Linked DNA regions of Mus musculus: region 1 is linked to region 2. The links are chromatin contacts, found by Hi-C or POLR2A ChIA-PET in ENCODE. All regions are on one chromosome and are shown on one strand. The core of a region is the stretch at or near the end of the contact, and the rest is flanking DNA. Distances in the headings are between cores, read along the strand shown.

What was found. A loop is a pair of places that touch in the nucleus more often than their neighbours do. ChIA-PET counts read pairs that join two places held with the same protein, here RNA polymerase II (POLR2A).
Region 1: a loop to region 2 is called in a map of heart, with 2.3 times the contacts of the local background. The contact joins the promoter of Jph1 here to the promoter of Eloc in region 2. A Hi-C loop is called at or near these places in 1 of 37 maps with a recorded cell type or tissue (heart). POLR2A ChIA-PET finds 5 or more read pairs at or near these places in 3 of 5 experiments (all embryonic stem cell).

The regions. Positions count from the first base shown.
Region 1 is chr1:17,096,587-17,100,302 of GRCm38, reverse strand. Jph1 (junctophilin 1) reads left to right here and starts at 2,414. Exons shown (of 5, transcript NM_020604.2): 1 at 2,414-3,077. The coding sequence starts at 2,699. Gm46085 (a long non-coding RNA gene) reads right to left here and starts at 2,470. Exons shown (of 3, transcript XR_001778833.2): 1 at 2,052-2,470; 2 at 1,478-1,622; 3 at 1-1,178. Gm31982 (a long non-coding RNA gene) reads left to right here. Exons shown (of 4, transcript XR_865203.2): 4 at 1,518-1,730.
Region 2 is chr1:16,655,452-16,658,887 of GRCm38, reverse strand. It overlaps Eloc (elongin C), which reads left to right and starts at 2,023. Exons shown (of 4, transcript NM_026456.4): 1 at 2,023-2,066. D030040B21Rik (RIKEN cDNA D030040B21 gene) reads right to left here and starts at 1,336. Exons shown (of 4, transcript NR_037998.1): 1 at 1-1,336.

The DNA.
Region 1 (3,716 bases), core at 1,165-3,664, 440 kb before region 2:
ATGAGGAGGCATCTCTTTGTGGTAGCATGAGGTAAATAGAAATATGGGCTCATGCTCTTCATTGGTTGAAAAACTGTTCAGGAGCCAGTAAAAGTTCATTACTAACTTTCTCCCGTAGGAGTCAGTCGCAGTTAGGCTAGAATTAAGTTTTGTTGAAATTAAACAGCTCGTATTTACTGCACGGTTCTCAATTTTACTTAAGGTTCTTTCTAAGGAAGGTTAGGCAGAAGAGCTGTGTGTTATCCTACACAAACCTCCATACCCCGCCCAGATGGTAAATGCAGACTTTACCATTACTTTCCCTGTACCATGAATGACTAGGTAGCTTTTGCAGAAGCCAGAAAATTGTGATGTCTAGTGTACTCCTTGAAAGCCCTCAGTTTTAGAGAATTGGGGAGGAAGACAAATACTTCAAGGGAAAAAAAAAAAAAAAAAAAACTCTTAAAGAACACTGGGATCCTAACACTAGAAGTAGGTCCCAAAACAAAACCCAACAAAAAGACAAAGCACAAGTGCTGCCTCTGGGAAGAACACCACTTGAAAGACAAAGAAAAGAAATATCAGTTTGAGCAGCTCTTCTTTTCCTATCGGACCAAACCCTCAGAACAAGTGGGACTTGATGCTGTGTGAGCCCCCAATGCCAGTGTTTCCTGTGACTGAGAAAAAGAGTTGTGGCTCAGCTGCAAAGCCCTGGGTCCTCATTTTCCCAGTGGCCTAAATCAATCCCCAGTGCAGAAAGGGATGCTGAGCAAGATGCCTGATTACTTCAGGCCACTAGGGTAAGCACTATTCCTGGCACTTCACAAGCAGTGCCATGGGCGAGGGGTTCTAATTCTTTTTGGTGATTTGGCTCAGTGTAAACAGAGTTGGGGTTTTGGGGGTTTTCTGTTGGTTTTGTTTTGTCTTCGTTTTTCCTTTCTGTCATTTACACAGATAAGCAGGAAAGGACAGCTCCAGTTCTGAGAGAAGGAATTATGCTCAGGAAAGAATCCTTTTCTCTTGCTCTCCTTTTGACAGTTGTCCTTTAGGGTTTTTATCTGATTATCAGCCACCTAGTGAGAGGCCCAAGTGCTCACCTGTTTTGTCCTCTCAGCCTGGGGAACAGCAGGAATGCACAATCTGAGAGTCCTTCTGAGACCCTGGCTTGTGACCTGGGGAAAAGACTTCCTCCACTGGCACTGTGAAGGCAAGGAGAGATCAATGCCACTCCTAAAAGAGGCTGTAGTATGTGATTCAACTATCCTGTTAGCAATTCTTGACTTTACGGGTACTACCATCGAAATACACCAAGTCTTTCCCCAACACAGAAAGGGGAGGGTATTTCCATTGAGAAAATGGAGATAAAGTTTAGAGGAGGTATCTGAAGTGAGTTCAACAAGGCAGTGAGTGCTGCTGCAGGAGAGTGCATCAGCTGACACCTGTCCTGTGTTTAGAAGTTCATGGCTTCTTTGTTACATTAGCAGAGTGCTTTACTTACCATATTTCTCCTTGAAAACTGTGTTTTCTTTTCTAAACAGTGGGCGACAGTGGAGAGGTCCCAGGTGTGCATTCCAGGCACTCAAGCAATACATACAGACTAAGCCTGTTTGGGTGCACAGCTCCAGGATGTAGCATTTCTAAAGCTGAGAACAGATGAGGGAACAGGCTGGAATGTAAAAGACAATGCCCTGTGTTCCTGCAATGCCAGCTACAAAGCCCATCACTTCTACAAATAAAACCCAAACAACTCATGCCCATGCTCTTTCAAACTGCATTGCCTCTCTTGGAATCTTCATGAAAAGAAATGCAAACACATGTGCCCTGAAATGGGTAGGTGTAAAAGAACATTCTGCACAATTATATCTAGGCTGCCACAGATTTATCACATGCAGACATATATTTGGAGCATATTAATTCATGATGACAGCTGCGCATGACAAATCCAACAGAGCTCAAGTTGGAATGCTGGGGGAAAAAATGCAACTACAAACCCTATGCAGACACACACCACCACCACCACCACCACCACCACCACCACCACCACCACCACCACCACCACCACCACCACCCACCTACACAAGAGTTGTCACTCTATCACACAGGTGGCCTCACTTGTAGAAGACTAAACACAATTGAAAAGCTGGAGGTTCCAGCAGCAAAGAGCAGGTCCCCAGCACAGGCAGCCGCACCTTTATCCGCAGGCTTGACCGTCTCACGTCTCAGAGTACACTGGCCCTCCCAGTCACAGCCCACTCCGCAGACACACACGTGCCCAGAGCTCGCGCGCCAAGCAGCCGGAGGAGAAGCTCGGCTCCGCGGGCTGGGGGCAGGGCCCGGCGGGCGGGCGTGCGGGCGGGCGTGTCATGGGGCCGGGCCTCCGCGCCCAGGGAGGGGACTAGGGGCGGGCGCGGGGCGGTGCCCGGCTCACGTGGGCGGGTGGGAGCAGCTGAAAGTCCGCTCTGGAGACTGGGCTGTCCTCTCGCGCGCGGCGCTGGCCGGGGCGGCGGCGAAGGAGGAGGGAGAGAGGCGGCGGTGGCGACGGCGAAAGAGGAGGGGAAGACGGGGGCGGCGTCGGACTGGAGCCGATCGGCGGTGCGAGCTGCCCGGGGCGCAGTCGTGAGCTCGCCCGACGGGCCCCTACCCCGGAGCTACACCCTGCGGTGCCCAGCTCTGCCCACGTTTGTGCCCCCACGAGGAGCGCGCCGGGGCTGCCCCCCGAATGACGGGCGGAAGGTTCGACTTCGACGATGGCGGCACCTACTGCGGCGGCTGGGAGGAGGGCAAGGCGCACGGGCATGGCATCTGCACGGGGCCCAAGGGCCAGGGCGAGTACTCTGGCTCCTGGTCGCACGGCTTCGAGGTGGTTGGAGTCTACACCTGGCCCAGCGGCAACACCTACCAGGGCTACTGGGCGCAGGGCAAGCGGCACGGGCTGGGGGTGGAGACGAAGGGCAAGTGGATGTACCGGGGGGAGTGGTCACATGGTTTCAAGGGGCGCTACGGGGTCCGGCAGAGCTTGTGCACCCCCGCCCGCTACGAGGGGACCTGGAGTAACGGGCTGCAGGACGGGTACGGCGTGGAGACCTACGGGGATGGAGGTGAGCGGCATCTCGGGAGTCTCCGAGGGCTGACGCGGTGGGCTCTTCCCTGGCTTCGGGGACGTGGGGAGGACGCGAGACGCACGTGTCCGGAAACCCGCCAAAACATCTGGGGAGTCTACCCTCCCTCTCGCCCTCCTCCCCATTTCGAGGGAGACCACTTGGTCTCGCGGCTGGGTCGCAAGTGTCTGCGGCTCCCCGGGCGGGTAGGCTGTCCATACCCCGGGAGTTAGGCGTGCAGGTACCTGGCCGGGGCCCAGAGCCGCGCTGCCCCGGGAGGGCTGGGCAGGAGAGAGGACACTGTCACTTGAGCCTGTCACATTACATTCCTGATCCCTCCCTCTCCAGGCCGGGTTTGAAATCGCCACTCCGGAGGAGTTAGAGGGACGTCTTGAGCTGTGTGGCTGCCGGTCGGTGCTGACCGCCGCGCGGTTTGGTTTCACGTAGAGTCTCGTATTTCGCTTCTGGCCCTCCAGTTAGCCTAAAGATAGAAGCCAGAACCCCATAAGTAGGATGTTGGGGAATTGGACCTTATTGAGGGTGTATTTTCTAGAGTCCTAGTTACAGGCAGCAGAGCAACTGCCCAAAGCAAGCGGCATTCCTAATTTTCTCCCTAACTTTCACTTGGCTCCTTAAAGT
Region 2 (3,436 bases), core at 774-3,273:
TCATCTCACTCTGGCTTGAATTGATTCATTTCACCAGTAGCAGAGAAACAAACAAACAAAAAAGACCCAACCAAAAACCTATCGCAGTTGTCTGACCTAGTTCCCTTTTCTGTGTCCTTTTAGAAGGAATCCATGGGACTGGGGAGATGTCTCGGCAGTTAAATGCTCACTGGCTTTTCTTCCATAGGTACTGAGTTCAACTCCTAGCAACCACATGGTGGCTCACAACCATCTATAATGGGATCTGGTGCTCTCTTCTGGCATGCAGATAGAGCACTCATACATAAAAACACAAATAATAAATAAATACATAAATCTTAAAAACAAATAAAATTATGCCGGGCGTGGTGGCGCACGCCTTTAATCCCAGCACTTGGGAGGCAGAGGCAGAAGGATTTCTGAGTTCAAGGCCAGCCTGGTCTACAGAGTGAGTTCCAGGATAGCCAGGGCTATACAGAGAAACCCTGCCTCAAAAAAACAAAAACAAAAACAAAACAAAACAAAAAACAGAAACAAAAAAAAAAGAAAAGAAAAAGAAAAAAAAACAAATAAAATTTAAAAAGCAAACAAATAAATCTTAAAACAAACCAACGGAATCCTGAGCCAGCCGCATGAACCTATCCTTGGTTCTTTAGTCAAGATATACGATGGAAGTCGGGCCCACCCTTACTGCCTAAAGGGAGACTCAGGTCTCACTTAGTTTTTTCATATTTTTTTCTTTAGTTTTATCTTCTGCTACCAAATGCCTCTTTTACTATGAAACTACTTTGAATTATGGATACAACCAAAACACTTTCATTATTTCTCCAAAGCCTTTGAAAATTAATTCAAGGCCGCAGCTATATTTTTGCTTTCAATTCCATAAAAGCATACATAGCTGCCAAATCAAATAAAGCAAAAACACAAACACAAACAAACAGACAAACACTTTCAGAGCAACCCATGGTAGGCAACACCTGTCGTTTCAACACTTTGAGGCTGAAACAGAATTATAAATTGGAGTTGGAGGGCAGCCAAGGATTACATAGGGAAATTACTGTGCCTGATGGCTAAGGAAGGAGATAGAATTGTCCCCAAATACATAGCTAGTCTGGGACTCGTAGTTCCAGGGTAACACTGAAATACCCTGTCTCAAAAATTCAAAAACAAAACCCTTTGAGAAGTTTCAGAAATTCCAAATAGCACATACATACTATACTTCCTTTTGTGGGATACTATTACACAGCTGCGACTGATTAACTGAGTATCTTGAATCTAGGTTTTCAAGCCCACTCCATGAAAACAGCAGAGAGGAAACTTAACTGAGCTGCTTTTCAGCTTTCTAGGAAAGGTGCCTAGGTAACCACGGAAAAGCCAATGAAAAGGTTTGGTTGAGGGGGGCGTGGAACTGGGGAGGTGAGGAGCAGAAATAATGGGCCCTGATTTAAGTAATGGTGATAGGCAGCGAGAACTGGACGGGTGGGCGTGGCATATTTCAGTAAACACTGACCTATATCGGGAAGAGAGGAAATGAGGCAAACACATTGGGAGCTTGTTAAGATGCCCGTTGATGTGTATTACTTTAAACAAAGAGGTTGAGACAAGCTTTAAAGACATCAAAAATTTCAGCGCTACACAGAAAACCACAAGTCCCAAGATGCAGTGTCACTTCGGACCAAACACTAGCCGAAACCTTGTAAGAAACTACATATCCCAGAATGCACTGCTGCCTCGCCGGCTCAGCTTTTCTCGGCAGAAATTGGATCCGGATGGCGCTGCATTCTGGGAACCAAGAAGTCCTAGCATCTCATTGGTTGGGATTTGGTAGCGATGTCTCTTAAATGGGCCTGTTTTACTGCCCACAACGCACTTCCTCCAGACGCAAGTTACCGGCAGATCGCGTCTCGGCCTTGCCAGGTACCAGTCTCCCGCGCGTTACAGAAAGCGGCTGTGACGCGACGGAAGTAATTCCTTTCTGTGCCCCGGAACCCACAGGGGTAGGCCGCTGGGGGTGGGAGGGGGGCGGCCCTGAATAGGGGCTGTGGCGGTACGTGGGGTTACGGCTGCGGTAGCTGCGGGACTGGCTAGTGAGTGTCGGGCTATGGTGGGAATCGGGATCTGATTTCGCTAGGAGAGTTAGTGCGGCTGGGACTGGATGCTTTAGTTATCCCTCTGCTCACCCCTTCCCGTCTGGGCGGGGAAGGAACGGAAGCTCTGAGTCTCTCCGGCCTCCCCAGCTCCTGGCTTGGGGGAGGGGAGAGGAGTTTGGCGGGACCTTAACTAGCTCAGCTCGGTGGGTCTGGAAAGGGGAGAGGACAGGAGGTGCGGGCTGGCTGGGCCTCCTCCAGGCTGAGCGCGGGGAGGGTGGAGTTAAGAGCATGGCAGCCGGATCGCTTTTCCGTTTTGCCTACCTCATGTGCGCTTGTATTTGTTTTACTGTTAAAATCAGTCGCTAGACCCAGGAGAGAGCCCTCGCCGCTTTAAGCTATAGGACCCTGAAAGAAAGTTTACCTTCTGGACAACTTGGGTAATTTCTGCCTGGCTGGGTACATTGGCTCATTTGTGCATCTATCTACCTCTCATTTTTGCCTGAAAGGAGTTATCTAGTGCCAGGTACAGTGCCCATTTATTTAGTTTCCCTTAAGGAACTCTTCAGTTTTGTGAGCATGAAAGTTTTGTCATTTAGTGCAAGCATGCCTACTCTGCACTTTCTAGTGTAGAAAGCAATTGAAATAGTTTTACAACTTGGTCCATACTACCAGATCTGCTTCTTAGTCCCAAATTGAATTTTATTTTCTGTTAAGTGGTCTAAGATGGTAAATACTTGATCTCGTTTATATTATGTGTTATTAAGCCGTCGAAGTTCACAAGTGGATTTAATCTTCAGTGATGAGTAAACTGTTGTGGTTTTATATCATGGATGTTTGTTAATTTATAGTAATTTGGGGTTTCTATATTTCTATTTATCAATTTTTTGAGTACTCTTGGATGACATGGAAGTTGTACTCAGTAACTCGTCTGGTCTAAATGTGTGGCCCACCAGGCCTATCTCCCAGTTGTTAGTTTTAAAGGTGTAGCCGCCATGCTGGCTCTTATCTTTTCAACTTGCTTGGATTAACCTTGGACCTCAACTACACTGAGTCCGCACTCTTGTGTGCCACTACTCCATATCTTCATCCCCCTATTTAATTTATAAATGGCTTCTCATCCTTCATATGATATTTCTCTAATTACCAGACTGGGTCGGTAATTTGATGTAGCATGTTTGCCTAATGTCCAGAGACCCTGGGCTGGTTCTCCAGCATCACACACACACACACAAGAAATGTTGGTTTATTACCTCATAATGCTATTTTTTAAAAAAATCCATTTCTTTTTTGAGACTTGTAGCCCTTGCTAGCCTGAAACTCGACCATGTATACTTGCATGGCCCGTATGCCTCTGGCTTCCAAGCACT